Linked DNA regions of Mus musculus: region 1 is linked to region 2. The links are chromatin loops, found by intact Hi-C in ENCODE. Cell type or tissue: heart. All regions are shown on one strand. Each heading gives the region's core, and the rest is flanking DNA. Links, peaks and the distances in the headings are about the cores only.

Region 1 (16,294 bases), core at 3,944-11,943, 180 kb after region 2:
GACAGGACAACACATAAAGACATGAAAGCTTTGTAGTTGCTAACAAGGAGCTGGAGAGATGACTCAGTGTAAGAGTACTGCCTGCTCTTCCAAAGGGCTTAAGTTCAATGCCTAGCGTCCATATAGTGCCCCATAACTGTTTTACATCCAGTTTCTGGGATCCAATACCTTCTTCTGGTCTTCTTGGCTTCGAAGCACTCACACACTACATAGACATACATGCAGGCTAAATACCCACACATATAAAATAAAAACAATTTTTTAAAAAAAAGTTAACCAGTTATCCTTTCACCTAGGAATTCAATTCCCAATTTTTTATTCAAGAGAAATAAACATGAAAGTTATGTCTCCATTTTAATCCATAAAATGGATTTTAAAAAAATCCCACAACACAGTATGAAATCATGAAACTTTCTTGAAGGTGAGGAAAACAAGCCTCAAATGTAACTCTGTCTGACTTTGTGTCTAGCTGCTGGTGGGCTCGATTCACTCCCCTGAGCACAGAGGTCAATTGTAGGATCTTGACTTGTGTTGGTCAGGGTTTCTATTGATGAGATAAAACACTACAGCCATAAAGTAACTTGGGGAAGTTTATTTCAGCTTACACTTTTAGGAAACAGTCATTACTGAGGAAAGTCAGGACAGGAAATCAAACAGGAGTCTGGAGGTAGGAGCTGATGCAGAGTCCATGAAGGAGTGCTATTTACTGATTTGCTCCTCATGGCTTGCTCAGCCTGGTTTCTCATAGCACCCGGGACCACTGGTTCCGAGATGGCACTGCCCACAGTGAGCTGGGACCTCCCACATCAATTGTCAATCAAGGAAATACACCACAGGGGATTTTTCTCAAGTGACATTCCTTCTTCCAAAGTGACTTTAGCTTGCACCATCAAAGTGATATAAAGGCAAGACAGCAGACACTATTCTTTTGGCTGTACGTCCCATGAGTCCATGACAAAATCAGAAATTACCTGATATGGACCTTGGTTTTACTACTGGCACTTTTGAGGTTTTTTTCAATGATTTCAGCGAATCTGGTTGGTGTCATCTCATTGGCTGGAGACTCCATCAGATGACGGGCCAAGTTCTGTCCAGAAGCAAAGAGGACCCCTTTCTCCCAGGCCTCGAGATCACCGCTGTGGAAGAAAAGAGTTACTCTCAAAAGACCTCAAGTACACTGACCTTTCTGCTGCTAATTGAGGCACTTATCTTAAAAAAAAAAATTAAGACTACGAACAAAAAAATGATTGCCAAAGACCTAGATCCATCCCTAGGCCCACCCCACTGAGGAAGTAAGATAAATCTGACTGAGCAGTCCACTTCACAAATTTCCCCTTTGTGGTGCCTTTAATCCCTGCACCTGGGAGGCAGAGGCAGGCGGATCTCTCTGAGCTTGAGACCAGCCTGGGTTATAGAGCAATTTACAGGGTAGCCAGGGCTACGAAAAGAAACTTTGTGTCAAAAAAAAAAAAAAAAAACAAGAAGCGAGACCTGACACCCCCCCCCCCATTGTGTGTGTGTGTGTGTGTGTGTATGTGTGTGGTCTGATAGGTATTTGAAGCTGTAAATCTACCTGCAAAGGTTATGCAGTGATTCCTACCCAAGGTCCAGTCCTCTGCAGAGATGACCATCCCAAGTACTCACTGGGAAGTCAGCAAGCAGCAAAGATTCAGATGGGAAATTGGAGGCTCTCCTACCTTACTGTGCCTAATCAAGGCTCTAAATCCCAACCCACTAGACAGCAAGGATTGGCTTTAGAAGAGAACACACAAAGGTGCATGCTGCATGATCCTAGCGCTTTGACAGCAGTTAATATGGGCAACACGGAGACAGACAAAATAATAGCTGGCATCTCAGAGCAGTCACCACGTGCCACCCACCTGGCTGGCACATTTTGTCTTTGGATCATCATACAAACTATGAGATCAACCACGAATGATGGCACATGCCTGTACTTGCTGCACTGCAGAGATCAAGGCAGCAAGACTATGAGTTCAACACTAACCGAAGGCTATATAATGAGACTGTCTCTTAAAACTCAACACTCTACACCAGGATCACAACTCTTCTACACAAAAAGAGAAAAAAAGGCTGGAGAGATGGGTCAGTGGTTAAGAGCACCGACTGCTCTTCCAGAGGTCCTGAGTTCAATTCCCAGCAACCACGTGGTGGCTCACAACCATCCGTAATGGGATCTGATGCCCTCTTCTGATGTGCCTGAAGGCAACTAGAGTATACTCATATAAATAAAATAAATAAACCTAAAATAAAAAGGAAGGACTATAGATTCGGGTCACTTAACTGAGGTTCCCCCACGTAAGTGATAGAGACAGGATTGAAACGTGGGTGACTTTCTAGAGAACCTTCATTCCCAACCCCTCTTTAACAGACACTAACCACCATTCTGTGCCAAGAGCAACCCGCTGGCATCACAGCTCCTGGAACTGAAGATCTCTCATTGTCTAGCCCTGACAGCACAGACCAGTCCCTTCAAGACTGGAGTAGGGCTGCAGTCATGGGTGGTCAGTTATCTTCTGAAAGCATCTCCTGTCATGGTAAAGGTGGAATGCTCTCATCCACACAGGTCTAATGTTTAGCATGTCAGCAGGTGTGAGTTCAATGGGAAGTATTGGATTAAAGCTCATTAGGATATTCTGTCAAGTCATCCCTCCTTCTGGGAAAAGCCAACACTGTGAATGCTTCTTAGTGACCAGCAAGTACAGAAAATTCTCAGGAGCCACAGAGGATTCACACACATGACAAGTGCCAGGAGTGGAGCTTGGGGACAACTATCACACTGTAGAGAGAGCTGAGACAGTAAGCAGGAGACACACAAGCCACTCGGCACTGCTGGACCCTGAAAGGCAGGCAGCTCGTCTCTCCAAAGCATGCTGTCAGAATGCCTGCCTGCGAGTGCCACCCATACCCTGGTTTCCTCCCATCACCTTCCGTGGAGCTTCGCCGACACAGCCACCTTCTTCTTCTGCTTCAGGTCATCGTACTCATAGAGACCAAGCACAGCTCCTTCTGCAGCAGCTTGCGCATCTCCACAGGGATCCACCTCCACCGACGGCAGCTCCAGGTCTTGGACCTGCCTGCATCCCGCTTCAGACAGCAGAAGCAGAAAACCGACCGAGTCAGCACAAAGCAGGGGCACGCGGTGGTGTGCCAGGGGAACAAACTGGCAACCGTCGTCTGCTTCTAAACTTTCATTTCTCCTTCTATAAAGTGCGGATGGTATGTGCCTCACTAGCCGAGCTGAGTACAGAGGTCAAAGGCACAGAACCTCTCTAGGGGCGAGACCATCAGTGAGAGGCAGACACTGCCATGAGTATTTCAGAAGTGCCAGCGTTTCCTGACAAAGCTTCCCAATCACCAGGAGCTGCCAGATTAAAGGGACCAAGGAATGATGGCGTTGAGCTTTCAGCCAAGCAACCGAGCAAAAGCCATCATCAACAGCATTTATTAAAATTGTGTCAACAAAGACTCTCAAATAAAAGTTAGGCATCGCTACTTAACTCTGAAAGTAAACTTACTAAGCATTTATGATAATACCCAGGCCAAGGACTAGTCAAGCAAATTACTGCTGCCTCAGAGTGCTTCTCCGACTGCATTTGGGGCAGTTGTCCTGTGGGAAAGGCTCTCCCCGCTGCTAAGCAACACAGTGGCTCAATGACATCGGCCTCATTTCCCCAACCCACCTATCAAGCCAACTGGGACAGGCCCTTTTTGCTAGCAATGAATAAGTATCCCACACTCTGTTCCTCTTTTCTCTAGTTTGTAAATCTAAGGGTTCTATGCTATCTACAGTCGGGCAGCACTGTGGTCGCATTACAAAATGGAAAACTGTCTACACATCACAATTTCTGATAGAAGATATTTCTAAGAAGAAATGGAAGCAAACCTCCCAAGAGAAAGCAGAACATACTAAAAATGACAATGTCACAAGCTAGCCTCTGTGTCTAGGTAAGGTCAGACACATCTCTATACACTGAACTTGCTGAGCTGTTGCACGGGGGCAGGGTAAGGCTGGTGGCAGTGAGTGGACAAAAGGGAACGAGCCCTCGAGAACCTTCAACTATTAAACATAACAAGCAAGCCAACCTGCAACAGCAGCTCTGATGTTTTCTTTGCCTTCGTGCCAGTTTTCCTGGTCATCAACTCCAGCCGATCGCTTGCCAAGGCCGACCACCACCACGCTGGGGAAGTCCTGGCCCACAAACACACCAAGTCAACCATCAACCACTATGAACGTTTAAAACAGCTCCTCCAGAAAGTTACACAGAGCTGGCAGAGAGCCACTCTAGGTTTAACAAACAGGAGCCCTGTGTGTTGGTAAGTACAACAGATGTGAGAGGCAGAGTGAGGTAATCCTCCAAGTTACTCTGCATGGGGTGGTGCCTCCCCTCCACCCTGAGGAACACGAGCCAGAGAGACAGCCATTCTCCTTTCTGACCATAAGGAGTGCTTTTGCTTAACGGAAGCACCAAAGTGCTAGCCAAACTGCGCCCACAGGGAGGTCTCAATGTGGATTCACCAGACCACCATGCCCTTCACTTCATACCTGATGCAGACCATAGAAGGTTCTGGTTTTGCCTGCTTTGAGAGGAGGTCCAGATCTAAAGGAAGAGGAGACGGTTGTTTTAAACATGCTCTCTTGGTGAAGGACCTAAGCTTCTGCAGACACTCTTGGTAACTGCTTCTATTCTGGGATTCACTGATGGCTTTACAGAATGGATACAGGCTAGACTTCTCAGATGCAGCACTTTCACCTCAAAAAGTACCAAGCCAACATCCAGGCTGGATGGAACAGGAACACTGATTGAAAAACAGAGAAGCCAGGCGTGGTGGCTCATGCTTGTAATACCAGAACTTGGCAAGCTGAGAGGAAGGTCGAGATGGCGTGAGTTTAGGGCCAATCTGGACAGTGTAGTGAGTTCTGGCTCAGCCTAGACTACCGAATGTGGCCATGACCTCCTTCTTCTTTTTTTTTTCAAAAGAGAAGGCAATCCTATGGATAGGTAAAGTACCCCTCTTGAGCACTGGATGGTGGCTGTACTAAATGGTGGGAACCTTTCTACTAAAAGAAATACCATAAAACAGCAAACAAACAAGCAAACAAACAAACCCAGAGTGGTGACCAAAGCCACAGACTTGACAGCACTGTCTTCAGCACAGGTGTTTCCCAGACTGTTTACTGAGATGAGAGATAGCAATTTCCAAATAAAAGAGGTATTCTACTGAAGCCAGAGACCAGGAACACAGAGGCTGAGGCCCCACAGTAACCCTGCAGGGAGGCCTCTGCACTCTGGACTCTTAACAGGTTAGCTTCTGGGTTAAAGATTTAGGTCCTAGTGAAGGCTGTGTACTAGTAAAGAACTAGCAAGCAAGAGGAGGTACAAGTCCTACAGTGTACTTACAATGTATCAGATAGAATTGCTATAGCTATCAGGTGATGCCTGGGACCCTCTAACATACAGTCTGTTACCTGAGTGACAGGTCGTTAAAGGGGCTTATGCTGCTCTCTCTATTTCTGCCAAATGTGGTTAGCAGATTAAAGTCTTCCTACTTCCTCTAGGACCTTGCTAATCTAGGAGAGAGAGGTCAGATCTCAGGCCATCTCCAGATTGACTGAATTTCAGGCTGTACACTTGCTAATCAGATGACCCACCCACACTTTACTTTAACATTTGAAAAGCCTTCAAAGTCCAGCCATGAAATAAAAGGGCAGGACCTTAGGCTGTTTTTAAATTACTCAGTTAAAGTGCATTTAGAGGCTGGTGCCAGACAGGAGAGTAGGAGTTGTGAACCTGAGCCTTGGGAGTGGGCTGAGGAAATCTATTCCTTTCTGGATCCGCGTCAATCCTTCACAATAGGTTTGTGACTGGCTAGAAACCACATGACTTCCCAGAACTGCAGACCCACCCACACTCAAACAACTGCCCAGCTTCTTCAAGAACATACTTTCATTTCCAGAGAACCTGCTGGTCAGGGTTCCATTAAGTTTACCTGATACAAGGAGAATACTCTCTTTAAATCTTGGGGCCTTTAAGAACTACAACCCCGCCCTGTTTTATGGCAAATACATTTAAATCCAGAACTCCAGGGAATGAGGCAGGTGGATGTCTATGAGTTTGAAGCCGGCCAGCCTGATCTACATAGTTCCAGGACAGCCAGAGCTACACAGCAGAGACCCTGTCTCACAATGCAAAATACACACACAAACAAAAAGGAACCCCAATTATAGTAACACTTACATGTTCAACATTTCCCTCAGCTTTCCAGACACCAACTTATTAAAACTCTCTCCCGCACTTGTAAATTGTGGCAGGTCATCATCTTTGTCTTTGGCATAAATTCCTAAAACAAGGCCCTGAAAAAAAAAAAAAATCAAGAAAGATAAATACAATCAGAGTAGATCCCCCAGAAAGCATTGGCTGTCCAGATGCAGAAGGGGCAAGCAATCCCATTAAAACTGTCTTTTTCCGCAGAGGCCAAGAGCAGAGCAGCAGCCTCCACCGCAGCAGCTAAAATCCCTACCAGGGCAAGACTGGAACTGGGTTATGTGAGACATCTTGGGCCAACCCTAAACCTGAAAATCACTTGTTTCAGATCTACTGTCTCAGGGTTCGGTCGTTTAAAATACTTGTGTTTTGACTCTGTCCACTCAAGGGTTAGCTGCAGGACTTCCTACAGACATTCAGAAGTGAGTGAACACTCAGTTTTTGGAGTGCTTCAAATTTCAGATCAGGGATGTCCACATTGTTTAGTACCCTGTCAATCAGGGAAAGTGTGTGACTTTGCAGAGAGGGCAGAAGAAGCAGGGCCTTCTGCCAAGCACTTAATGGTGTGGCTCCACATTTCTGTCACACGCTCCCCGCCCCAAACACCTGAAATAAGGATGTAAAACCACTGCTCATCATTTGACTTCACAAGGCAATTTACGACTTTTAAAATACTGCCTCCCTTACGGCCACTTCAAGGAGTACTTTTCTCTCATTTGCCAGATAAGGAAACCTAGTCCCTGACACTGGAGCTCCTGCGTAGTTAAACTTTGACAGTGCACATGCCTTCTTTCTGGTCAGGGCCCTTTCCAAAAAACACCCCAGGTACTCCGGACCCATCTTTCCACTGAAGAAAACAGGCGTCCTTAGCAATGGTAAGTGCTAGGTTCTAACTTTCCCAAGATTGTTCATTCTGGGGTTCCATGAGACCAACCTGGGACAATCCAATGTTACCGGCCAGGGCTGGAAAGGTGTCTGCCTAACTCCTCTGCTATCTGTGATAACTGCAGGCGACCTGAGTTCAAAGCTCCATCTGGAACATTCCTCCCTCACCAGGTCCTGGAAGTATGACCTGGAAGTACTCCAATGAGCCCTTCCAGACTTTTCCCATCTGAGGGTCCTTCATAATTTCTCAGACTATGGAGAAGACCCTCTTCCAATTTCAAGATGACCTCTCTCAATAAAACCCTTTCCCCTAAAAGGACAGAAACCCAATCCAGCAGTTTCCTCCCCCAGGGCCTTCCACTTCACTTCAGCGGGGGGAGGGGTCCAGGCCCTGTGACTGGCTACTCTGGAAGCGTAGCAGGCTTTGGGACAATCCTACCGTCGTCCTTTCTAGGGTCTCTGTGAGAACTAAAAGAATTGGCGAACTAGGCGCGTGTAATTTTTCAGAGCTCAGTTAGAGGAGTCAGTAAACACTGGTTAGGTGGAGTGAGCGGTTCTGCTCAGCCTTCAGAACCCAGCACTGTCCAGTTAGGAAGAAAGGACGCGCCCTCGGCAAACAGCATCGGCCGCCCTCGTCGCAAGCCGGGCCCAGGCTGGTGTCCTGCAAACCCAGGGAACTTTTCTGTTCAGCTCATTTCTGCAACTTGATGCGTCCGTCCGACACATCGCGGCCTGGATACGCCGGGTCACCCTGCTGCCCGCCGCCAGGGCTCGCGCGGCCGCCCGAGAGCGAGCCGCCTCCACTCACCTTCGTCATGTCTGCGGTGGACAGACCCCGATCCCAGAGACCTCTCACTCCCAGGCGGCGGAGCGCGACTCGCGCGGCAGCCGGAAGGGGCAGCAAGTACATCTTCTCGGCTCGGCCCTCGGCGCCGCCCTCCAGAGAAGGAGCACGTGGCGCGTGGCAGGGCGCGCGCCTGGAGGCGGGACCTCCGGGGTCGCCGGACGCGCGCTTGGAAAGCCGGACCTGTGCGGGGCCTTGGGGGCGGGGCCGTCGGCAACTGGGCGGAGACCCGCTACTGAGCCTTAGGGAAGGGCGGCAGGCCCTTGGGGGCGGGGCTTCTGTTCTTGCGGGCCGGCGTCGTGGGCGTGGTTTCTGCGGGCTCAGGGGCGTGTCGGCTTGCTCGTGCTCGCGTGGGAAGCCTGAGAATTTGGTTTAAGGCAGTTTAACAGAAGTATGTCAATTTTATTTAACAAGTTTGTGTATACATGGAAGCCCTTACAGGAAAATGAGGATCCTGAAAGTGATCAGGTCCAAGTGCTTATATTGAATAGTAAATAGTTATGAAAAAGTAACTAAGCATAAAGGAAAACAAAAAGAATGTAATAATTAGCTAAATAAGGTTCATTTGGGCAGATTTCTAGCTTCCTTAACGCCTCACCTCGGGTAAAAGTATTTGGGGTAGCAGTAGTTTACATGGTGGTTTGACGTTCTGCTTTGGGGTTTGGGAGACCCAAAGATGGCTCTTCTTGCATTTAGTTCTATTCAAGTGCCTTTTAGGTGCAAAATATTGATGCTCAAGTGGCATACTTTAATGTAGCATATCTGCCATCCTTCATTATCCAATAAGGGCAAGAAGTACAGTGATTACAAAAACTGTTTTGAAGAGTGTCTTATGTAGACATCCGGATATGGGCCATGATTGTCCCCATTAGTAGCCCACCCTCACTACTGACAAGGCTCATATTTTAAAGCTTTGGTCAGCAGCTCTTGGTCAGCAGCTCGTGGTGCTGCAGGGAGGAGGTGGAACACGTAGAACATGGGACCTAGTAGAAAGAAGTTGGGAGGTTTCAAGGAAAATGCTGTGATCCCAGGACCCGGCTGCCTGTCTCTGATTCACCACAGATGAAGAGGCATCCCATCGTATGTGTTCAGCATAATTGCTATGCTGGCCCTAAACCCGTGCACTGAATGACCACGGGAACCTCTGGAGCTAGGAACTAAAGTCTTTCCTCTTTTTAATTTGACAGCTTCAGAAAGTTTTGTCCTGGTGATAAAAAGGTTACTAACGTAATAAGATCAAGTTCCTTCTGCCTTTTTTATTTTGTTTAAGGACATTTCTTCCACAAGAAATGCCTCCAGACCATCCCACTGTGGGTTTTATGTCTCCTACTCCCAAAGCAACCTGTCTCAAATTGCTAATCACCTGTATCCTGCTCGTGTGTGTGTGTGTGTGTGTGTGTGTGTGTGTGTGTATGTGTGTGTGTGTAGGACGTGGCTTTCACTTCTGTGTATTCATGCCAAAATCTAGCATCTAGTCCATATCTAGGGCCTATGCAAACAAGGTGCTCATAAATATTTGAATGAAAGTATGATCAAAGTCCAGTTGAGGTTGCAGCATTTAATTAAAGACCAGGCCAGCTGCCAGTGGGATTTCCTGATAATAAACTGCATGAGAAGTAGAAAGATAATTAAAGGGACATCGGGATCAGGAAGCGCATAGGCTTGGCATGGGGTGGAGACATCAGCCTGCTCCTAATAAAAAAGAAGATACAAAGACCAAGTCTCTGGTTTAAAGAGAATCTTAAAAGGCAAGAAGCCCATTTACTGTGGATGAGGGAGTCAGCAGGGAGCCAGGAATGATCTTCATAGAAGCTGCAGGGAAAGCTATGCTTTAATAGATGCACCAGTTAAACCCATTAAAGCCCAGGCACCAAAATGTGTGTGGGTCAGCTTAAGGGAAGGAACCAAAGCACTTCCCCTTTGGGGTAATCCGACCAAGAGTGAGCCAAAGTCCGACCTCCCAGCTTCTCTCCCTGTGTCTTCCAAGGATCTATGGCTCCTGTTTCCTGGCTTGTCTGCAATCTGCCTGTTGTTAGGAGTCTGAGTCTGTGTCCGCCTCAGTGCCGTCTTGTGAATTTATCCCTCACAAAGCTTTTAGCTCTCTCTTAATGAGCAATGCAGAAAGCGTCACATGGGGGAAGGGAGGGGGCTACTTTACAGAAATCTTTTGCAGTTTTACAAGGAACTGAACTTTGCTGATTCCACCTGACCCAGGAGCCTTCAGAAGACTAAGGACAATAAGGCAAACTCTTGCAGCCTATATCCAGGTTGAACAAAGAGGCTGATTACACAATAGGACATAATTCTGAAGTCTTAAAAACTTTCAAGTTGTGCTAACTTGGCAATGGGGTCCAGCAAAAGTTTCAGTCTCAGAATGTAAGAAAGCTTTTCATAATAACTTATCACCACAGAGAGACGATGCGTATTGGTGTCCAGGATAAAGAAAGAGCAATAGTGGGGAGATCACAAGTGGATAATTATTGTCACTCATACATTCCGAAAGGTGCTGAGTCTGTGAATTGTAACCCTCATCTTGATCTTTCCTATTACCTTCCCGTAATAGAAGCTTAAAAAAGAAATACAGTGTTATCCAAACAAGACTATACTTTCTAAATGAGTGCAGGAAGGGTGGTTCTGTGGTTCTAGGTCAGAGGAAGGAATGCAAGTCCATTGCCACCTCCAATTATGTTCCCACCCCACCTGTCTACTCATCCAGTCATTTAGAAATATTTATTTAAAGATGTGGGTAGACAGATTAGGAATATCAAACTCCGTTAGACATCCAAGTGGAGATGAGAGAGCTGGAGATGAAGCTTATCGGTAGAACACTTGACTAGTATCCCCAAAGGCCCCTGTTTTCATCCTCATCTTCTGAGAACCAGAACCCCAGTGGCAGCCTTCCCTGGCCGCCTGCTCCCATCTCCTGGGAATCCCACAGATCTTCTCTTCTTTTTTGAAAGTTGACCTTTTATTTCTTTTTCTTTCCTTCTTTTCTTCTTTCTTTCTTTCTTTCTTTCTTTCTTTCTTTCTTTCTTCCTTCCTTCCTCCCTCCCTCCCTCCCTCCCTCCCTCCCTCCCTCCCTCCCTCCCCCCTCCCTCCCTCCCTCCCTCCCTCCCTCCCTCCCTTCTTTCTTTCTTTCTTTCTTTCTTTCTTTCTTTCTTTTTTAGATCTTCTCTTTCTAAACTCACTACACACACTTCTTGATTTGTCCCAGACCCCAAACCCAGCAGGCACACTCTGCTAACCCATGAGCCACGTTTCACAGGGCAACAAGGAGGCTGAAGGCAGACCCACACTCTCCTACTGTTCCTGAGATCCAGTCCTCTAGTTTCATCCCCAGCTCTGTATTGATCTCCCTATCCTTTTTGACCCCATCCCTAACAGATCATAAAGACCTTCTCTCTTAACCTTCCTTCCCCACGTCATCCCAGGATCCTTACGAGCAGGTATTTCCTGTGAACACACCAGCTGAGCAGGCCAGGAAATCAGGCAACACACAGCCTTCATACTCTCCAAAACTACAGAAAGGAAACAGAAACCAAGGAACAAAAACACCCACGCAACAAAACCAGAAATCAGCACCTAGATCTGTTATCTTCTTAAATCCAGATGCCTAGATGCCAGCATAAAAACACAATAAAAATGTCCAGGGCAATATGTCTCCACTATACCCAGCTATCCTACCATGGCAAGCTCAGAATATTACAACATATTTGAAGCACAAATAAAAGACCTTAAAACCAACTATATAAAGATGATTGAGGTACTTAAGGTCATCTTTAAAGAGGAAAGGGCTGAATCCCTTAAAGAAATTCCAGAAAACACAAAAAAGTGGAAGAAATTAATAGAATTGTTCAAGACATGAAAACGGAAATAGAATCAATAAAGACAACAAACTGAGGGAATTCTAGGAGTGAAAAATTTAGGAATTCAAACAGGAACTACTGAGGCAAGCTTCACCAACAGAATACAAGAGATGGAAGAGAGAAGCTCAAGTGTTGAAGATAGGCTAGAAGAGACGGATACATCAGTCAAAGAAAATGCTAAATCTAAAAAACTTCTGACACAAAATATCTAGGAAATCCAGGACACTATGAAAAGGCCAAACCTAAGAATAAACGTGTAGAAGAAAAAGAAGAATTCCAGCTCAAAGGCCCCCTTCATGATAAAAATCTTGGAGAGATTAGGAATAAAAGGGACATACCTCAATCTAATAAAGACAGTTTACAACAAGCCCATAGCTAACATCAACTTAAATGGAGAGAAACTCAAAGCAATTCCACTAAAATCAGGAACAAGACAAGGTTGTCCACTCTCTCTATACCTATTCAACATAATTCTTGAAGCTTTAGCTAGAGCAATAAGAAAACTGAGGGAGATCAGAGGGATACAAATCAGAAAAGAAGTCAAAAGTATAGTTAATTGCAGAAGATGTGATAGTATATATAAGGATCCCCAAAATTCTACCAGGGAACTTCTGCAGCTGATAAACACAACACCTTCAGAAGAGTGGCTAGATACAAGATTTAACTAAAAAAAAAAAAATTAGTAGCCCTCCTACATACAAATAACAAATAGACTGAAAAAGAAATCAGGGAAACAACACTTTACACAGTAGCCTCTAATAATAGAAAAATATTTTGGGGTAACTTTAACCAAGCAAGAAAAGGACCTGTATGACAAACACTTCAAGTCTTTGTGGAAAGAAATTGAAGAAGATATCAGACAATGAAAATATCTGCCATGCTCAGGGACTGGTAGGATTCACATAGTAAAAATGACCATATTACCAAATGCAACTACTGATCCAATACGATCCCCATAAATACTCCAACACAATTCTTTACAGAGCCTAAAAGAACAATTTCCAGCTTCATATGGAAAAACGAAATAACACAGAAGAGCTAAAACAATCCTGAATAATAAAAGAATGTCAGAAGTCTCACCATCCCTGATTTCAAGTTCTACTACAGTTATAGCAATAAAAACCACACCATATTGCCATAGAAACAGTCACACTGATCAATGGAATCAAATTGAAGACCCTGACATAAATCCATACACATATGAGCACTTGATTTTTAACAAAGAAGTCATAAATGCTGGAAAAAAAGAAAGCATCTTCAAGAAATAGCTATGGTCAAACTAGATGTCTTCACATAAGAATAATAAAATAGATCCATGCGCACCACCCTGCAAAAAACTCAAGTCTCATTGGATCAAAGCTTTCAACATAAAACACACTGGATCTGTTAGAAGAGAAAGTAGGGGATAAACTTGAATGCATTGGCACAGGAAAGGACTTTCTGAACAAAACACAGATAGCATAGGCATTAAAATCAACAATTTCTGTAAGGCGAGGGATGCTGTCAATTGGATAAAACAACAGCCTCCAGAATGGGAAAAGATTTTTACCATTGCCACATCTAATAGAGGACTTATGTCCAAAAAACATAAAGACCCCAAGAAACTAGACATATAAAAACAGATAATGTAATTTTAAAATGGGGTACAGATCTAAACAGATTTCTCAATAGAGGAAACTCAAATGGCTGAAGAACACTTGAAGAAACGGTCGATATCTGTGGTGGTTTGATGGGTTCGGCCCCCATAGACTCATGTGTTACAATGGTTGGCCATACGGTGTGGCACTATTAGGAGGTATGGCCTTATTGGAGTAGGTGTGGCCTTGTTGGGAAGAAGTGTGCAACTGTGTAGGCAGGCTTTGAGGTCTCCTATATTCAAGCTTCACTTAGTTTGGAATCAGAGCTTCCTCCTAGTTGCCTGTGGAAGGCAGTCCCCTCCTGCTGATTTTTGGATCAAGATGAAGAACTTTCAGCTCCTCCAGCACCATTTCTGTCTGCATGCTTCCTGCCATGATGATCATGGGCTGAACATCTGAAACTGGATGCCAGTCCCAAACAAATGTTTTCCTTTATAAGAGTTGTCATGACCTTGTTGTTTCTTCACAGCAGTAAAAACCCTAATCAAGACGACCCTAACCATCAGGGAAATGCAAATTAAAATGGCTTCTAGATTCCATTTCACATCTGTCAGAATGGCTATGATCTCAAACACAAGTAACAGCTCATGCTGGAGAGGATGTGGAGCAAGAGGAACGAACACTCGTCCATTGCTGGTAGGAGTGAAAACTTTTGCAGCCACTATGGAAACCAATATGGTAGTACAACAGAAAGTTGGCAATCAATCTACTTCAAGACTCAGCTATACCACTGTTGGGCATATTCCCAAAGGATGTTCCATCCTACCACAAGGATACTTGCTCAACCACATTCATCGTGACTTCGCTCATAATATCCAGAAGCAGGAAGTCGCCTAGATGCCCCTCAGCTGAAGAATGGATAAAAACAATGTGTTAATTGACACACTGGAGTACTGTTTGTCTGTTTTTTAAAAAGTGGCATTATAAAATTTATAGACTAATAGATGTAACTAAAAAAAAAAATTCATCCTGAATGAGGTAACCTAGAGTCAGACAAAAATGATGTTTATTCACTTACATAGGGATATTAACAGTTAAAGAAATGATAGCAAAGTAAGAATCCAAAGACTCAGAGAGGTTAGATAAAAAGGAGGGAGAAATAGAGTGGATTCATGGGTGGACTAGGGGAGGGTGCGGATGGAAATGAGGTGGGAAATTGGGTTGGGGAAGATTCTGTGGAGGGAGAGTTTGAGGAGAGTCAGGTGGAATTGAGGGACATTCAGGGGTGGTGTGAAACCCTGGTGCAGTGGAAACTTGAAGACTCCTAGAAATGGAGGACACCGAGTTTCAGCTGGCCATCTCTTGTAGCCAGGTGAGGATTGCATTCAATTGAGTTGTTGGCCAAAAGGGTCCCATAGAAATCCCCAAACAACCCATGCTATTGCTAAGGCAAAGTGTTGCTTTCTGCAAAACGACAGGGGTGGGCCCATTGCTGAGGACAACACTCACACAATTCACTGAACACAATTCACTTTAAATCAGGTTGGTGCATACATGGAACCTTCACTCTGACCTTTTACACTCTTTACTGTGGGAAGGTACTCTGCTGGCTACTGAAAGAGAAACATGGACACCAACCCAGTCACTAAACCTTTGATCTACTTTGTGTCCTGACTATAAAATATGCCTGAACAGTGATGGCATAGAACTTAGGGGGGTAGTCAACCAATATCTGATTTGATGTAAGGCCCACTCTATGAGAAGGAATCTGTAACTGACACTGCTTGGGTAACCAAGAACTGGAGACTAGATAGCCCAGAGACCTAGGGCAACATCAAAGAAAAGCAATAAAGTGATTCCTAATGATATTCTGCTATAGTCATAGATGCCTTATCCAGTCATCATCAGAGAGGCTTCTGGCAGCAAATGGGAACAGATGTAAAAAATCCACAGCTAGACATTATATAGAGAAAGAATCTAAGTAAATTGGAGGTCTTCATCCTTTCCTTCAGAGTTCAGGGGATGCTGCAGAAAAGGAGACAGAAGGATTTTAAGAGCCAAGGGTCTAGAGGACAGCAGGAGAACAAAGCACTCTGAAACACCTAAGCAAGGCACATATGAGCTCACAGAGACTGAAGCAGCAAGCCCAGGGTATGCCAGGTCCTCTGTCTCTATATTATAGCCTTTGATCATTATACATTATATGTAATACAGAGTAACTTGGTTTCTGCTACTTTGTAGGTTCTTCTTTTTCCCACCCTTTATCCCCTAGTTTAACCCCCATCACTAGATAGAAGAGAAAGAAGGATAGAGGGAGAAAGAGAGAGATCCCTGAATCTAATTTCTTTCCTTTTGTTTCTTCTTCTTTAACCACAGCTACTAGCAAACCAAACTTTAACCTCCCTAAATGACCAACAACCACCACCACCCCTCACTTCGGGGCCCTAGCATTTATATAACCTCTGAAAATTTCCCAGAATTCCAAACATCATGCACTTGTAGAATCTTATCTGCTGCTGGCAAAACCATGCCTCTGCTACAGCATGAGGCAAATCATCCATTGCTCAGCTGCTGTGGGCAGTCTGAAGCCCCACATTCCTACACCTGGGATTAAAATGAAAGCACATTTTTATAAATATTCCTGTGGGTTTTTTTTTAAAGAAACCAAAATTGTCACTACACACACACACACACACACACACACACACGTTGTATATTATACAATATCATAGACAATTATATGACATATACAATATATATTGTTGTGTATTATAAATATGTAAAATTATATTATACATGTGTATATTATAGCTAATAATTTAGTGTTTTTATAAGATG
Region 2 (16,294 bases), core at 2,750-10,749:
TAAAGAGAAGAGGGACAGATAAAAGGTACTGAGGGAACCTAAAAATACAGGAAGACAAATTCATCTTAAGTGCATAGGTTCAACTTAAATCCTCTGTACAATTTAAATAATGAAGTCTTTATATACCTGCCATCATCATTTTTACAAATTCCCACCAGCTCACTGAGAGGAGTCATTGAGAATAAGGAATGGAGAACGGAGACTGCTACATCAGAAGAATTTTCCACATCCAACCGATGAAGAAACTCTAGAATATTCCCTTCAGTGAAACGCAACCAGCCTTGGAGAAGATGCTTCTGCACTGCTTGTTTCACAGCATCTGGGGAGTCAACTAAACAGTTAACTATGCGCATTCTAGACCCTTTCCCCCCATGGAAGCCCCATCCTAACTGTTATCAAATCATTGTTAACACTGAACTTATAATTCAAATCGAAGTTATAGGTAGAACAAAGCATGCTAACAAAAAAGATGCAGTGCTACTCAAGTCATGAGAATGCTTATTTCAAAATGCAAATGGAGTTCAACAATTAAAAGCCAAACTCCTACATCACCTATGGAAAAATGTCTTTATATTGTCTCCTCAATGAACATCATGCATCAGAATATGTGAAATCTATCATTTCACTTGTTGACTGACCCCAAATATTACATGAATTCTATTTGCAGTATTGAATCACAATATACTTTACTAAACAAACTTTATTTTTATCATTTAAGAAGTGATTCTCAGCCCTAATACTGTGGTCCTTTACTACAGTTCCTCATGCTGTGGCAATCCCCAACCACTAAATTATTTTCAATGCTACTTCATTGCTGTAATTTTGCTATTGTTATGAATTATAATGTAAATATCTGTGTTTTCTGATGGCCTTAGGTGACTCCTGTGCAAGGATTGTTCAACACCCAAAGGAGTCACAACTCATAGGTTGAGAACTGCTGATTTAAGGGCATCCTAGTCAGTCCTCTGACAATACTCAAATTCAACTGTGCTTTCTTGGTATAGCGAAACTGAAACTAAATGGCTTCATAGGAGTTAAGAATTTTTAGACCATCCTTCAGAAAAGCAGATTCCCTAGTTTAACAGAGGAGAGGGTGGGGCATTATACTGGTCTGTTCATTCCTAATTGTTTCTGATACACAGAACACATTTATGTTAAGTTATAGAAAAACAGGACAGTACTGTTTAAAAAGATGAGGTAAAAAGATTCTATCAGATGTTTGCAGAAGTAAATGCATAAGATTTAGAATAGCCTTCCCCTCCCTAAAGCACAGAAGTCTGAAAGAAATGCCTTGCTCCTTCAAAACACCAAGATCTTTAACCCCAAAATGTTTCAATTTATTTATGGAAATGATACCTTTATTAAATTCAAGTCTCATTTCAAAATGAAATGTTTACAAAGATATGTATCTTACCTGATCTGTCATTAAGACCTTGTTGAAGCAGCAGCACTCTCTGAGCAATAGACATAGCTCTCATATGAACTTTTTCAGCTAACACCTTAAAAAGGTAAAAGATGGCCATTAATCTCAATACACTTTAGAGATGTCTTACTTATGAATACTACATTCTTCTGTAAATTAACCCAAGTTTTAAATTGTCTGTTAATATGCTTAATATAAGAATACTCTAAGTTACCTATATTCTTCAAAAGTCCTAAACTGAAAAAAAAAAAGAAATCACTGTCACCAAGTTTTTTCCAAAATACCATAAAATGGTTCATCTTTCAAAAACATGCCTTACAGAAGATATTGAACTTATTTACCTGATAAGCCAGCTTTCTGACAGTATCCTTTATATCCTTTGTACGTCCTACAATTTTTGACAAAGTCTTTGCTGATGGTGCAATACAAGATAACACTGCACGTCTAACTTCTGGATTTGAATCATTTTCAATCACATTAACATATGCTAAAAAATAAAGCAACGCATTTTAACATTAATAATGTTAAGTCATAGAAGTTCCACATTCTTTCATTTTTAAATAACAAAGATATTACTTTTATATATTCACTTCTAGCAAAAAAACTAGCATTTCCTTCTGAAAATAAAACTTTAAATTATTAAATGTACTGTGATTAAAAATTAACCCCAAAGGTCAGATGACGATTAGAATAGGTAATTTATTTTAAGTTGATATGGTTTTATATAAGGACCTATTATTTTGATTTATTTTAAATTTTACTATAAAATGTTACACACACACACACACACACACACACACAGAAATTAACCAGACCCAAAGACTATACAGTTAGAAGAGCTATTCAGAAGGGAAACTCTGAAGGCTCACATTTAACTTTACACTTTAATTTGAAGAATGCACAGGTTCATGTGTTTAATAAACTTTTACCATTGTTTGAGTATACGCCTCCTATATTAAAAAAAAACTGACTATAATAAAAGAGTATGCCAGATTATACTGGCAGTCATTTCATACCTGTTTAGTGGATCTTTAGACTGCACCAGAAGCTACACTGAGTGATTAAATTTTATCATCCATTTGTCCAAGTATACACTTTTAACATTACAAAATCACCTAGTGATAACACTTCTCAAAATGTAATACAAACCTTAAACAACTCAAGATGATCAGATGCTAAATGTATGAAGCTGGGTAACAATAACAATTACTAATAGAGCACCAACCTTTAAAATGTGCTAAAACTAAAGAGAATGTGGATCACTGCACACCTTTATGTTCCATTACTGACAATATTAAAAGTAAAAATCTTCTTTAGAATACTTTATCACCTCCCCTAATAGAGTAGAACCCATATAAGTCTATCTCTAAGCATTTCATCTATGTACCAAAGGCTGAGTAAGAAAAGTCCTAGCACTGATTTCTTGTTTTGTTTCTTTGGGTTTTTGAGATAGTTTCTCTGTGTAACCACGGCTGTCCTGGCACTCATTCCACACTAGTCTGGTCGTAAACCTAGGAGATCTGCCTGCCTCAGCCTTCAGAGTTGCTGGGATTAAAGGCATTGCACCACCATGCCCTGCCTCTAGCACTGTTCTTAAAGCAAACAACTACAAACAACTAGAAGGGCCACCACCATTCAGAATAAAACTACATAAAACAAAACATTAAAATATCGCAAAAAATAAATATATATCACCCTAAATGAATGCTAAAATTAGGAATAAATTTGAGGGGAAAAAAGACACAAAAATATAGTTTGACTCACAAAAAAATGGCAAACAAAATTTAACAGAGAAAAACATGTGATTGTTTAAAATGTAATTTTTCATGTAAACAGGGCAATTAATTCAAAACTCACTGTAATTATTTCTACCTCTGAAAGAAAGAATACAACTGAAGAGCAAGGCAGAGGTAAAAGTGCTGATGACATTCTTTCATGTTAAGTTGTTGGATTGATACTTAGATAACACACAGACATATATAATTAGTAAAAATTCAATACTAGCTTAGGAAAACGTATCTATTGGTAGAGTACTTGCTGCAAACACATAAGACCTGATGTTCTGATGCCCAGTATTCTCATGGAAACCAGCCACAGAGGCATGCACATATGATCTTAGTACTGGGAATAAGAACCTGGAGACTCCTGGGGCTTACTGGGTAGCAGTCTGAGTAGATGAGCAGAGATGCTATCTCAAAAAACAATTAAGAACATCAGATTATAACCTCTGTCTGCACACAAATGTAACACCTATACACTCATGTATACAAATGCATAAAATCTAAATACTGAAAAAGTAACAAAGTCAACATTCTGAAACAAGATTTAGAAAACCATACATACCATCAACTACTGGGCAATCATCGTCCTTGGGATCTTGGAGTCGAGAAAGAGCCAAAACTGCTTGTATTCTTACATTTGGAATCTTATCTTTCAATCTAATTAGCATGGCTTCATTAATCTTATCAAATAAGTCATCATCAATTTGGGCATTTTCTGGCATATTCCCAAGTAGTTTATTAGTGAGCTGGCACACTCTAAATCTGACTGCACTGCTGTTTGCTTCATGAGACTACACAGAAAAAAATCAAAAGTTACTCCAAGTCACATTCCACTCTTAAACAGCCAGGACCATTTTAACTTTATGTTCAAAATTAAAAGTTGGCAATATACCCAGGTAGATAGTGTAGGCCTACAGTACCACAGTGAAAAACAACAAGTTCAAGGCCTGTTCGGGCTATGTCTTAGTCAGGGATTCTATTCCTGGACAAAACATCATGACCAAGAAGCAGGTTGGGGAGGAAAGGGTTTATTCGGCTTACACTTCCACATTGCTGTTCATCACCAAGGAAGTCAGGACTGGAACTCAAGCAGGTCAGGAAGCAGGAACTGATGCAGAGGCCATGGAGGGATGTTCTTTACTGGCTTGCCTCCCCTGGCTTGCTCAGCCTGCTCTCTTTAGAACCAAGACTACCAGCCCAAAGATGGTCCCACCCACAAGGGGCCTTTCCCCCTTGATCACTAATTGAGAAAATGCCTTACAGCTGGATCTCATGGAGGCATTTTCTCAACTGAAGCTCCTTTCTCTGTGATAACTCCAGCTGTGTCAAGTTGACACAAACTAGCCAGTACAGGCTACAAAGTAAGCTCAAGGACAATATGGGCAACTTTAAAAAATCTTCTCAAAACAAAGTAAAAAGATAGGAAGATCAGTATACCAACATGTGTAAAGTTAGGTTTAATCCCTAGTACTATGGAAAAAAATAAAAATAAGACAATAGCAACTCCTTACTTGCAGAGACGTTATATTGTATGTGCATACGAGGCAGATGTTATACTCTCAAATAGGCTGAAAAACTATTTGCTGTCACAAAATAAGCCTATCCCTCTCTATAGAATTTCTTTAACTTAATCGCAGAGAGAGGACATTTACACCAAAAGTGAGAATTTAAAGTTAAATTTTTAATGCTGGAGTTATCCTTTTATCTTAATGACAGTTGAGGTTTCCAGAAAAGACTTATCTTATTCACATACATTTTCTCTATCACTGATATTTTACTGTGGAAAATAACAAACATAGCTAAATATATTACTTCCCCAAAGTAGTAGCTTTTACAGTACCTGTAAGAGAAAAGTAAACAAATAATTTAAAATGCCACCATCGTTCTCTTCCTCCTCTTCTTCCTCATCAGACTGGTGAAATGAAGTAACAAACTTGGCTGTGAAGTCCATGACCCTCTCCACGGCAGGTTCACGCTTATATACCACCATAGCATACTTAAGGTAATGAATAAACTCCTCCTGAAAAGCTGTTTTATCATCCATCTGAAAGAGAGAAGAAACGCCTCCAGAAGCTGCATTAATAAAAATTCTTTATTCCCAACACTGCCATAATACTGCTGAAAGTGTTACCCTTAGGTTAAACTCTAAGGTTTCTTAATAAACTATCAATTATCCAAATCAAGGAAGGGAAAATATATCCGCACAAACTTCTCTTCAGTATATAATTTGTACCTCTGAGAAAACACAAAGCATAAATCTGAACAGTGCAAAATTATCTCATTTTTCTCTCAACGCCTTTGGATTATCGGTATTTTTCTTACCGGATTAATGCAAAACAAGCTTCGCCATAAATGACTCAAAATCAACAGCTTTGTGTTTATTTTACTTAGGCCTTCCTAGCATCCGTCAATTTCCTTCTGTCATAACTTACACATTTTGCTCCCTACCCTTGATCACTTTTATATGTCCTTAACTTTCCGTGAACTCCAAAACAATGTATCTTCCTCACATTCGCTGTCCAGTAATTCCCCGCCGCTACACTCGACACACAATTGCCATGTACGGGAAAGACTGGGTGCTTATGGTTTCCCTAGCTGGTGAAATGAAGGTGGTTTTAAAGCTTAGGAGTTGGTTGAAACAACTTCATCGATTGCCTGAGATGAACCAGAGACCTCCAAGGAAATAAAGGCGTCTGAGATTCCCTGCGCAGATCAACAAGTCACTGAGGAACTGAGGATAACGGATAACTCCCCGCATCCCCTGGCGGGATGAGGATGGAGAAGACGGGTGACTGCGTGTGGCCGACGCCGGGCGTTCTGCTCACTGGCTGTGGCCGGGAGACCTCGGGCGAGCCTCGGATCCCATCCCTCCGTCGCGGGGCGCGCAAGGGCAGAAGGCGAAGCCCGGAAGCCGAAGCCAGGCCGCTTACCGCGCCGTACGTGCGGCTCAGCGCCACCACCAGCTTCGCCTGGTTCTGGTGCGGCTGCTGCGCCAGCTGAAACGCCTCCTTCACAGAAAGCCGCTTCTTCTGCGCTGCCATGGCGCCGGGACGGGAACTGCCCGAGAGAGACTGTGGTTCGCGATCCGAGGAGGACTCAGTTTCCCGCGGCTTCCGACACCCTAGCCCTGCAAGGCTCCGAGTGACGGGTTAGCGCCAGAGTTTTCAAACAACTATCGCGGGAGGATGAGATCTCGCGAGACTTCCGCCGGAGGGAGGGTCGGAGAGCGGAGACCTGAGGGTCCCGGAGCTGACTCCACCCTCCGCTCCGCCCCGCTGCTGGGACGCCTGGGGTGTGGCCTGCCGCTCTCCCAATAGGAAAAGGTGTTTGTATGGGAGGCATGGGCGGGGCCGGAAGTAGTGCTGTGGAGGAGCGCGCCTGAAGTGGGCGTTCAGCTTTCTGAATTAAACTGGTGGCCTTCGGTGCCTTGCGGGATCTTGTGGTTGGGAGTGAAGGGAGAAAGCGGAGGACTGCCGCAGCGACTGGCTGAGAACGGGTAAATCCCGAGCGAAGGAGTCGTTTGGGAGATGTCGTACGGAGCCCGCCCGGGGCTTGGGGATGTCAAACTTTCCGAGGGCGTCCTGGACGAGGGCCTCCGCAGTCCTTCGGACCCCGTGGGTCCGGGCGGGAACTGCCCGTCCGCGATGAGACAGTCTGGGGGACTGGGAAGAGAAAGGCAGGGTCAGTTTAGGCTGCAGCCGCTTGGAGATGCTCCAGCGTGACGGATGTGCTTGACAAATCTGCCTAACAACTCTGCTAAGCAGAGGAGAACGCAGACAGTATAAAAGGAATTTGGGGGTCTTGACTAAGATCGCGTGCTGGATATATAAAATTATTTCTAAATGCCTCACCTGGGACATAGGACATACCACTCCAAAACCGGGAAACTTACTTGGTGTGTTGCTTGATGACTTGGGAAACATAAATGCAGCCACCTATTCCGTCTGTACTGGAAATCTACATTGGTGACACGTATCAGGAAGAGGGCTGCCTCCAGACTATGTTGTTCTGTAGGTACTCTGGGAATCCCTAGAGGACCTGGGGAGATAATGATTCATGGGTAAAGTGCTTGCTGAACACACATGAGGATCTGAAGTCACATGTGATATTTCACATACAAACACCAGATGTTAACATTTGTATGTAGTCCTAGCACTTGAGGGTGCTGAGAGCCAGACAGTGGATCTTAGGCTCATTGATCTGCCAAAGTAGCAAGCTTCAGGGTGGCTGAGAGCCTTTCTCAAACAGTAAGGTCTAAAGTAATCAGTGAAAACACTCAATGTCTGTCTCTGACCTAAACATGCATGTACCACACATACAAGATAAATAAAACTTTAAATAAATGATAATAAGATGAGAACCAATATGTGTGTGTGTGTCATTTGTTTTTTATGTAAACAGACAAACTAAAACTTAGAACATATTAATATTTTGTGACAATCTGTGACCTTTCATTTTAGGTGCTTGCTGCCTTTATTGTTTTGTTGATTAAAAAAAAAATGTCTCATGAGTATTTTATCTAGTTATTTCAGTATCAGTGAAATATAAGGAATCTGACCACCAGAGGTCAGTATGACTATGTTTTGATTAGAGTTGTGGATTTTAGTAACGAATGTTGTATGGATTTGGTATGCTTTGGACATCGTAATCGTGGAACTTTTCCAATATGCTACATTAAATTCATACAGCATAATCTCATTGTAAAGCTTACATAGTTCTTGACTCTTACTTTTATTCTGTGAGAAAGAACAAATACATATAGGAATAAATTTGTGTCTTTGATAAGCTTAAGAAAATAACAAAAACTAAACAATGTACACCATAAGGTTCTTGGATTCCAAATTTTAGATAAGTAATTCTTGAAAACAACTATACGGGAAAATGTTTAGACTAGATGTGCTTAATTTGTTTTGTATATACATGAAATATAAAAGAAAATAGCAATATAATTAGTGTATGTAAAGTTTGTATGTCTTATACCTCTTGTTGATTTTTTTAACATGCAGACTCTTTGAAATGAAAACAACAAAAATATAAAAAGACAGGAAAATTAAAAGCTAGCCTCTCCTGTCTCAGTTAAATACAGACCTGACAGACTATAACAAAGTACTCTTTTCGAAATGAAGCAGATTATATAAACTAGATTTGAGAACACTTTTATGTTTGTTGCTTAAAGGTAAAGTTAGAAGCATTTTGCCTTCTTTTGCTGTAGAAGCAAATACTCCCTTTATTCCTCTGTTCTTGGAAAGTTGGTGTCTTTATAATATTCATTTATTCTATGTGAGGGTATGGAATACGTAACTGTACTGGCTAGTTTTGTGTCAACTTGACACAGCTGGAGTTATCACAGAGAAAGGAGCTTCAGTTGCGGAAATACCTCCATGAGATACAACTGTAAGGCATTTTCTCAATTAGTGATCAAGAGGAAAAGCCCCCTTGTGGGTGGGACCATCCCTGGGCTGGTAGTCTTGGTTCTATAAGAGAGCAGGCTGAGCAAGCCAGGGGAAGCAAGCCAGTAAAAAACATCCCTCCATGGCCTCTGCATCAGCTCCTGCTTTCTGACCTGCTTTTGCGTTCCAGTCCTGACTTCTTTCAGTGATGAACAGCAATGTGGAAATGTAAGCTGAATAAAACCTTTCCTCCCCAACTGCTTCTTGGTCATGATGTTTGTGCAGGAATAGAAACCCTGACTAACACTGTGGTCTTCGTTCTTCTTGAGTTTCATGTGTTTTGCAAATTCTTAGAATTGGGAACAAAACACCCATGAAAGGAGTTACAGAGACAAAGTTTGGAGCTGAGACGAAAGGATGGACCATCTAGAGACTGCCATACCCGAGGATCCATCCCATAATCAGCCTCCAAATGCTGACACCATTGCATACACTAGCAAGATTTTGCTGAAAGGACCCAGATATAGCTGTCTCTTGTGAGGCTATGCTGGGGCCTAGAAAACACAGAAGTGGATGCTCACAGTCAGCTATTGGATGAATAACAGGGTCTCCAAGGAAGGAGCTAGAGAAAGTACCCAAGGAGCTAAAGGGGTCTGCAACCCTATAGGTGGAACAACAATATGAACTAACCAGTACCCCTCAGAGCTCGTGTCTCTAGCTGCATATGTATCAGAAGATGGCCTAGTCAGCCATCATTGGAAAGAGAGGCCCATTGGTCTTGCAATCTTTATATGCCTCAGTACAGGGGAACGCCAGAGCCAAGAAATGGGAGTGGGAGGGGAGGGGAGGGTATGGGGGACTTTTGGGATAGCATTGGAAATGTAAATGAAGAAAATACCTAAAAAAAAAAAAAAAGAAAAAAAAGAAAGAAAGAAAAAGAAAAAAAGAAGAAACCCTGACTAAGACAAATTGGTACCAGAAGTGGAATATTCCTGTGACAACCTGACCATGTTTTGGGGAAGACTGTGGAAGGACTTTGGATCTTTGGGCTAGAAGATCCATTCAGTGTAAGAGCTCTGTCAGATGTTGTGTAGGAGCTTGGAAGATAATGTTGAGAACAGTGCAGAAGATGGAGGCCTGGCTTGTGAAACTTCAGAGGGAAAATTAAAGAATTTTCGGGGCCATTGTTACTTTGGTTGTGAAGATTCTGTGGTTCTGGTTAGCTGGGGCTGAAGAATCAGCTCTGATTAACAAGATACCAGAACTAGTAAAGTGAAACCTTTGTATTACTGGGACTATTGATGCTGGTTAACTGGAGCTAAGAAATTAGTGATGATTAAGAAGAAACCACCATCATTGAGGTGACATCTTCTGGGAAGTGTTTTTTGAGAGCACAGAGGCTATGTTCCAGAGATAACCAAGGTTGTACCTTGTGCTACAGTGGGACTTGGTAATGTGTAAGAATCACCCAGGTGGTACTGGTTTTGAAGGCATGAAGGGGTGACGCAGAGCAGCTGAGGCTCGGCAATGTGAGAGGCCATGGAAGGCCATTGGTGCAGCCTCAGTTGCAATTGAAGGCCCAGGACTGAAGGGGTCATGCAGTGTTTTGGAGATGCCAGTACCATGAGATGACCACCAAGAGCAGCAGCAGTGGAGTACAGGCATCTGGAGCCTAGAGGATGATGTGTGTGCTACAAAGAGAATGGCTGGAGAAGTGACAAAAGGCCTTGGAGGAGCCCAGAAGATGGTGAGTTGGATCCCAGACATTGGACTGTTGGAGATTGATTTTTGCTTTTGATTGTGACTGTGCCCTGAAATTTTCCCTCTTGAAGGAAGAAACTATTTAGTGGAGCCCACAGTTAAGAGACTTTTAATTGTAAAAAGACTTTGGATTTTAAAAGAGATGGAAGAATATGTAAAGACGGTGGGACGTTTAAAGTTATTTAGATCTTGGGGATGAATAAGAATGTAAAGGTTGAGGCTTCCTAGTGATGTGTTTGTGTGTCAAGTTGACAAGGGGTCAATTGTACGGGCTAGTTTTGTGTCAACTTGACACAGCTGGAGTTATCACAGAGAAAGGAGCTTCAATTGAGAAAATGCCTCCATGAGATACAACTGTAAGGCATTTTCTCAATTAGTGATCAAGGGGGAAAGGACCCTTGTGGGTGGGACCATCCCTGGGCTGGTCATCTTGGTTCTATAAGAGAACAGGCTGAGCAAGCCAGGAGAAGCAAGCCAGTAAGGAACATCCCTCCATGACCTCTGCATCAACTCCTGCTTCCTGACCTGCTTGAGTTCCAGTCCTGACTTCCTTGGTGATGAACAGCAGTATGGAGGTGTAAGCCGAATAAACCCTTTCCTCCCCAACTTGTTTCTTGGTCATGATGTTTGTGCAGGAATAGAAACCCTGACGAAACATTAACCTATGTCTTTTAAGATACTTGTTACTCGTTGGCTCCCATGACCTTAGTAGACTTGGGTGTTTGGGGGTTTTCCTGTGAAATTGTTATCTTTATTTAAAGACTTGACTAAGTTTTCCAATAATACGTCAGGCTGTCAATCATTAAAATTTTGGTCAGCCTTATTCGCCAGGGTCCCAAGCCAAACAGTCAGATACCTTGGGAAGGAAGTGAGGGTGACATCAGCAGGGGCCAAAACCTGATGACTTCTGGCAGTGTTACTATCTATTGGTATTCAGGGGCCAAACACTTATGGCTTCTGCAAGTTAACGCTTGCTGATAGCAGCAGAAGAATTAAGAAACCCTAGTTACCTGGGCTCTGTAGTCTTTGACTCAGGCCACTTGCTAACAAGACAAAAGGCTTGGAGTTCCTTAACTCTTCATGAGCCAGAGAGAAAAGGAAAACACAAGAAAGGAAAGAAAGTCGGGCACTGACACGTGCATACAGAATGAAGCAGTAAAGACCTACACCACCACTTTATTGTTCTTAGTTTTTTCCTCAGGATAATTGATCACATGATTTTAAAGCATTTTTACATTCTATAAGTTCATAGTAAGTTTAAGGCAATAGTTCATGTCATAGCTCAATAAAGGTTTAAGGGGTTACAGCAGAATTGTTTATATGTCTTTCCATTAAGACTAGTATCTGAGTAAAGATTATCTTTTTCTAGAACCATAAATTCATTAAAAGTTTAAAGCAATAATTTTTATGTCATAAGTTAGCATAGTTTTGTCAAGAGATAAATCTTCTGCTTCGTGTTTATTTTGAAATCTTGTATAGATAGACTAGTCCATTTTCTGTCCTTGTACCGATTCCCAGTTTGTGTTCTTTAGTTACCAGATAGTGACCTCATCCCTAACCTAGAAGGAATATTTTCTGAGATTGTAAATATGTTACACGCCTGTTTTCTTTGCCTAATGCAATTAGCCCTTGCCACGTGAAGGTTTATAGAGCTCTCTTTGCAGCTTTTATGCTACAGGGGGTTTAAAATTACTTGTATCAACTTAGTTCTAGGAAATCATTATCAGGTATTATGAAATTATCAATTCATCTACACAACATTACTACATGAAAGTGCATTTTCATGTTGTTCTGCAGGAAATTTGTCCAGTTGAGTAGGAAAGGTGCATTTTCATGTTGTTCTGCAGGAAATTTGCCCAATAGTGTGGGCTGATGCTCAGGAATCATTAGGCTATGTAGTGGAGGCAGGACATATATATCAGCAGTGAGAAACAATTCTGGGATGAAGTCTCTGAGGACCTTGCATTTCAGAGCACACCCATCACAGCCATGCAAAATGGTGGGCCATTTCCAGAAAACGAATTTGCTTGCCATAGCTTTTCCTAGATGATTTCTGACACATGCTAATTGCAAAGTTATGGTTTTTTTCTTAGGTAACCCGTACTTGAAAATAACATTCTAGTCACTCTGTTAAGTATTATTTAGAGCTTTGTAAGTAAAAATTAGCTTACCTTTATTTGATTTGCCACTAGAGTTACATTTAATGTGTTTTCCTTTAGAAGGAGCTGGTGAATATTTGTGCTTCCCCCACATTCCAACTACTTATATAAAATTGATCATATGACAACTACTTCAGATATCACTACAAGAATCAAAAAATCTACTACCAGGACAGGTTCCCTAAAACATCACAACAAACACATCTAAAGGCAAAAAGATCAACCCTTTATTTAGAGTTTGGGGCATAAGGGATGTGCCCTTACACCAATAATTTGGGGTGAGGGGACAAACTGGTCCAGAAATCAACAAAGGAATGAAATAGCTCAAACTCTTGGCCAGTTTTGTGATTGTAAGAGCTATTCACAACAGCAAAAATCTTAGTCTATAAGATAAAAACGGGACCTGTCGCATCCACCCCAACCAGCAGGAAAGACGCAACACCACACATTGTCCTTCTTCAAGCAGGTTTATTCAGGAACACTTTGCATTGCAATGCAGGAATGGGAATCTGCCGAACAACCCCGGGACACGCCTTTAATACCCTACTGACTCCTCCCAATCACCCCAGTCACATAACAGCAGTCCATTGGTTCACAGCAAGTGACAACACCTCAGGCGAGCTGACAAGGCATGGCGTCTGTACAGTGCAGGCGGCTGAGATGTGGCTAAGTCTGCGGTAATGAGGAAGTCAGGCGCAGGTCATAAGACCTGGCAGCCGTCCTGGGTGCCATCTTTGGGCAGTGGCCGCACCTGCTCCTCACATCCCCCTTATTTATTATTTTGGCAGAGAGAATGCCTGTCTTAGATTGCCCCCTACGATAATGCTCCTTACCCGTCATCGGGAGGACAGACAGCAGTGGTCTGGTCCTGTCTTAGGTTGGTAACACCTCCAGGGAGTCTTACCCATCATTGACTACTTCTCTAGCTTGCCAAGCCACACTGGAGGAGATTATCCCAGCTCTAGGGCTGCAAAAGCCTGAATCAACAGTGCCTGCACACGGGTATGCCTTTTTTTTTTTTTTTTTTTTTTTGCATACGGCAAATGCACCACAGGGCCATTACTCCTGTGGCAACGCAGATGATTGCCAGCCCTCCTATGCCAGCCCATTCCTTGAGGTGCGATATTGCTGTGACGATGTGAACAATGGGCTGTTAGAGATCTCTCAGCATACCATCAAGTTGACATGACCAGTTCCCTGTGCGATCCACTCACATCAATACATCAACTTGTTCCTGCACTAGATCAACTCTCTGATTTAGCTCCTTGCTTCTGCACCCTGTCACCATCATCAGTATTCCCAGGAGAATCAGCATCACACATCTGGTCATCCTTCAGCACTCGAGTCAGTTGTTCAGGTACCCACAACGGCTGGCGGCAGTCCTGGGGAAACACACAAACAGACCCTCTTGCCCACACCAACACTGGATCTGGCTCATGCCATTGGCCATCCAACATGTCCTTCCATATAACAGTTCCCTTCTGAGATGCATCAGGATTACTGAATCTCTCTGCAGCAGTACAATCAAATGTATCTTTATTTAAAAAATTAAGAGTAAATAAGGCTATAGAAAGGTGTTCCCGGGGAGTCGCCCCTAGGGCAACTCCCCCTTTTTGTTTTATTAAGCATTCTTTTAAGGTATGATGAGCACGTTCAATTATTCCCTGCCCCTGAGGGTTATAGGGTATACCATGTACAAGATGAATGCCCATCATCTTACAAAAGCTAACAAAAGTATTGGAAGTATAAGCAGGACCATTATCAGTTTTTAATTCTTTGGGTTGACCCCAAGTGCCCCATGCTTCAAAGCAATGTGCTATGACATGACGGGCCTTTTCTCCAGTATGCAAAGAAGCAAAAATGACTCCAGAGGCAGTATCAATTGAAACATGAATAAACTGTAATTTTCCAAATTCGGCAAAATGGGTAACATCCACCTGCCAAACGTGTAGGGGAAGTAACCCTTATGGGTTAACTCCAAAGGAGGGTTGAGGTAATAAAGGAGCGCAGGCCTGACAGGCCTTGACAATCTCCCTGGTCTCTGCTCGGGTGATCCCAAAGCGAGAGGCTAATGTTTTAGAATTTACATGAAATTTAGAATGAAAATCACGAGCAAGGTCAAGGGCAGGACATGCCAGAAATACAGCAGCTTGTGCTGCCTTATCCACTATGTCATTACCCTCAGCCAATGGACCTGGTAACCCAGTATGAGCTCGGATATGCTGAACAAAGAAGGGGGAGGATCTATGCAATAGCAAATTTTGTAATTTACTTAATAAATCCTCAATGCTGGACCTAAGATTCACCCTACCAACCACCTCCAAGATAGCAAGAGCATTAACCACATATTGACTATCTGATATTAAATTAAAGGATTCAGAATACAATTCAAAAACTTTAATCACAATCTGTAATTCTATAACTTGCAGTAGAGGCAGGGGTGGGAGATTGTAAAACTATAGGCGCAGAGCCTTGAACTAAATGGGCCCCACATCCTGACTTTGATCCATCTGTAAAAATTAGAGGAGCCCCTTTCAATTGTTACTCGAGGGGTAATAACAGGAAAAATTACCAGGTGAGCTTTACACAACTGTAAAGTAGGATCTTTGGGAAAATGATTACCTATCTTGCCTAAAAAACTGCACCTTAAAACTGCCCAGTCATCTACAGTGGCAGACAACAGTTCAACTTGTCTACTATCATATGGCACAATAATTTCATCAGGAGGGGTACCAAAATGCTGCACGCATTGCTGTAAACCCAGCAATGCCAATTGGGCAACTGAGGCAGGATAATAGGATAACACTTTGTCAGGGGAAATTTTAGGATGGATCCATAATAAAGGAGCCCCTTGCCAAAGGGCCCCAGTAGGTTGATTTTCTGATGGCAAAATATATAATGATATAGGAAGATCAACCTCTCTCCTTTTTAAAGCAGCAATTTGAATAGCCTTCTCTACTAACTTTGAGGCTTTCCTTCCTTCTTCTGTAAGAACTCTTTCTAAATCCAGGGCTGTTGCTCCTGGCAAGATGTCATAAAGAGGTTACAACTGCTTATTTGATAGACCCAGATAAGGTCTAACCCATTGAATATTTCCTAGCAACTTTTGAAAATCATTTAAAGTCCTTAGATGATCAGTTCTAATTTGAATCTTCTGTGGAGTTATATATCTTTCTGTTATTTTGCTTCCTAAATAATGGATGGCCTTGTCCTTCTGTACCTTTTCAGGGGCTACTGTAAGCCTTCTCTTTTGTAGCTGTTGTGTGGTCTTACTATATGCCAAATCCAGCATTTCCTCTGTCGGTGCTGCCAGAAGGACATCATCCATATAATGATAACATTTTATTCTGGGGAATTCCTGTCTAACCTCATATAAGGCTGCATCTACATATAGCTGACACTTAGTGGGACTATTGGCCATGCCCTGGGGCAAAACAACCCACTCAAACCTCTTATCTGGTTCTTCATGATTTATAGAAGGCAAAGTAAATGCAAATCTTACTGCATCTTGTTCATGCAAGGGGATGGAAAAGAAGCAATCTTTAATATCTAAAACTATCACTGGCCATGCTTTTTGAAGCACCGATGGTAAGGGCAAACCTCTTTGAATAGGTCCCATAATGACCATTTGTTTATTAATCTCTCTAAGATCATGTAACAACCTCCATTTCCCTGATTTTTTTTCTTAATGACAAATATGGGGGTATTTCAAAGAGAAGTAGAGGGGCGAATATGGCCCATCTGTAACTGTTATTGAACTAATACTTTAGCAGCCTGTAA

Evidence for each region. Peaks named below come from ENCODE experiments on the same cell type or tissue, not always from the same donor. Only the 100,000 strongest peaks of a DNase experiment are listed, where the experiment ranks them.
Region 1: a loop joins it to region 2, with 3 times the contacts of the local background. A loop is called at or near these places in 9 of 42 quality-filtered maps.

What each region holds. Positions count from the first base shown.
Region 1 is chr5:45,485,245-45,501,538 of GRCm38, reverse strand. It overlaps Lap3 (leucine aminopeptidase 3), which reads right to left and starts at 8,165. Exons shown (of 13, transcript NM_024434.6): 1 at 7,978-8,165; 2 at 6,258-6,373; 3 at 4,565-4,619; 4 at 4,105-4,210; 5 at 2,946-3,105; 6 at 972-1,136. The coding sequence starts at 8,079. In heart, for the core only: CTCF peaks have their summits at 7,839 and 8,052; a DNase peak (open chromatin) is centred at 8,138; H3K4me3 peaks cover 1,823 bases; H3K27ac peaks cover 1,365 bases; H3K27me3 peaks cover 1,293 bases.
Region 2 is chr5:45,659,974-45,676,267 of GRCm38, reverse strand. Ncapg (non-SMC condensin I complex, subunit G) reads right to left here and starts at 6,343. Exons shown (of 21, transcript NM_019438.1): 1 at 6,135-6,343; 2 at 5,045-5,248; 3 at 3,767-3,995; 4 at 1,765-1,910; 5 at 1,415-1,499; 6 at 127-319. The coding sequence starts at 6,245. It overlaps 1600023N17Rik (RIKEN cDNA 1600023N17 gene), which reads left to right and starts at 6,560. Exons shown (of 1, transcript NR_073433.1): 1 at 6,560-7,567. In heart, for the core only: a CTCF peak has its summit at 7,754 (motif pointing right); a DNase peak (open chromatin) is centred at 6,477; H3K4me3 peaks cover 2,718 bases; H3K27ac peaks cover 1,762 bases.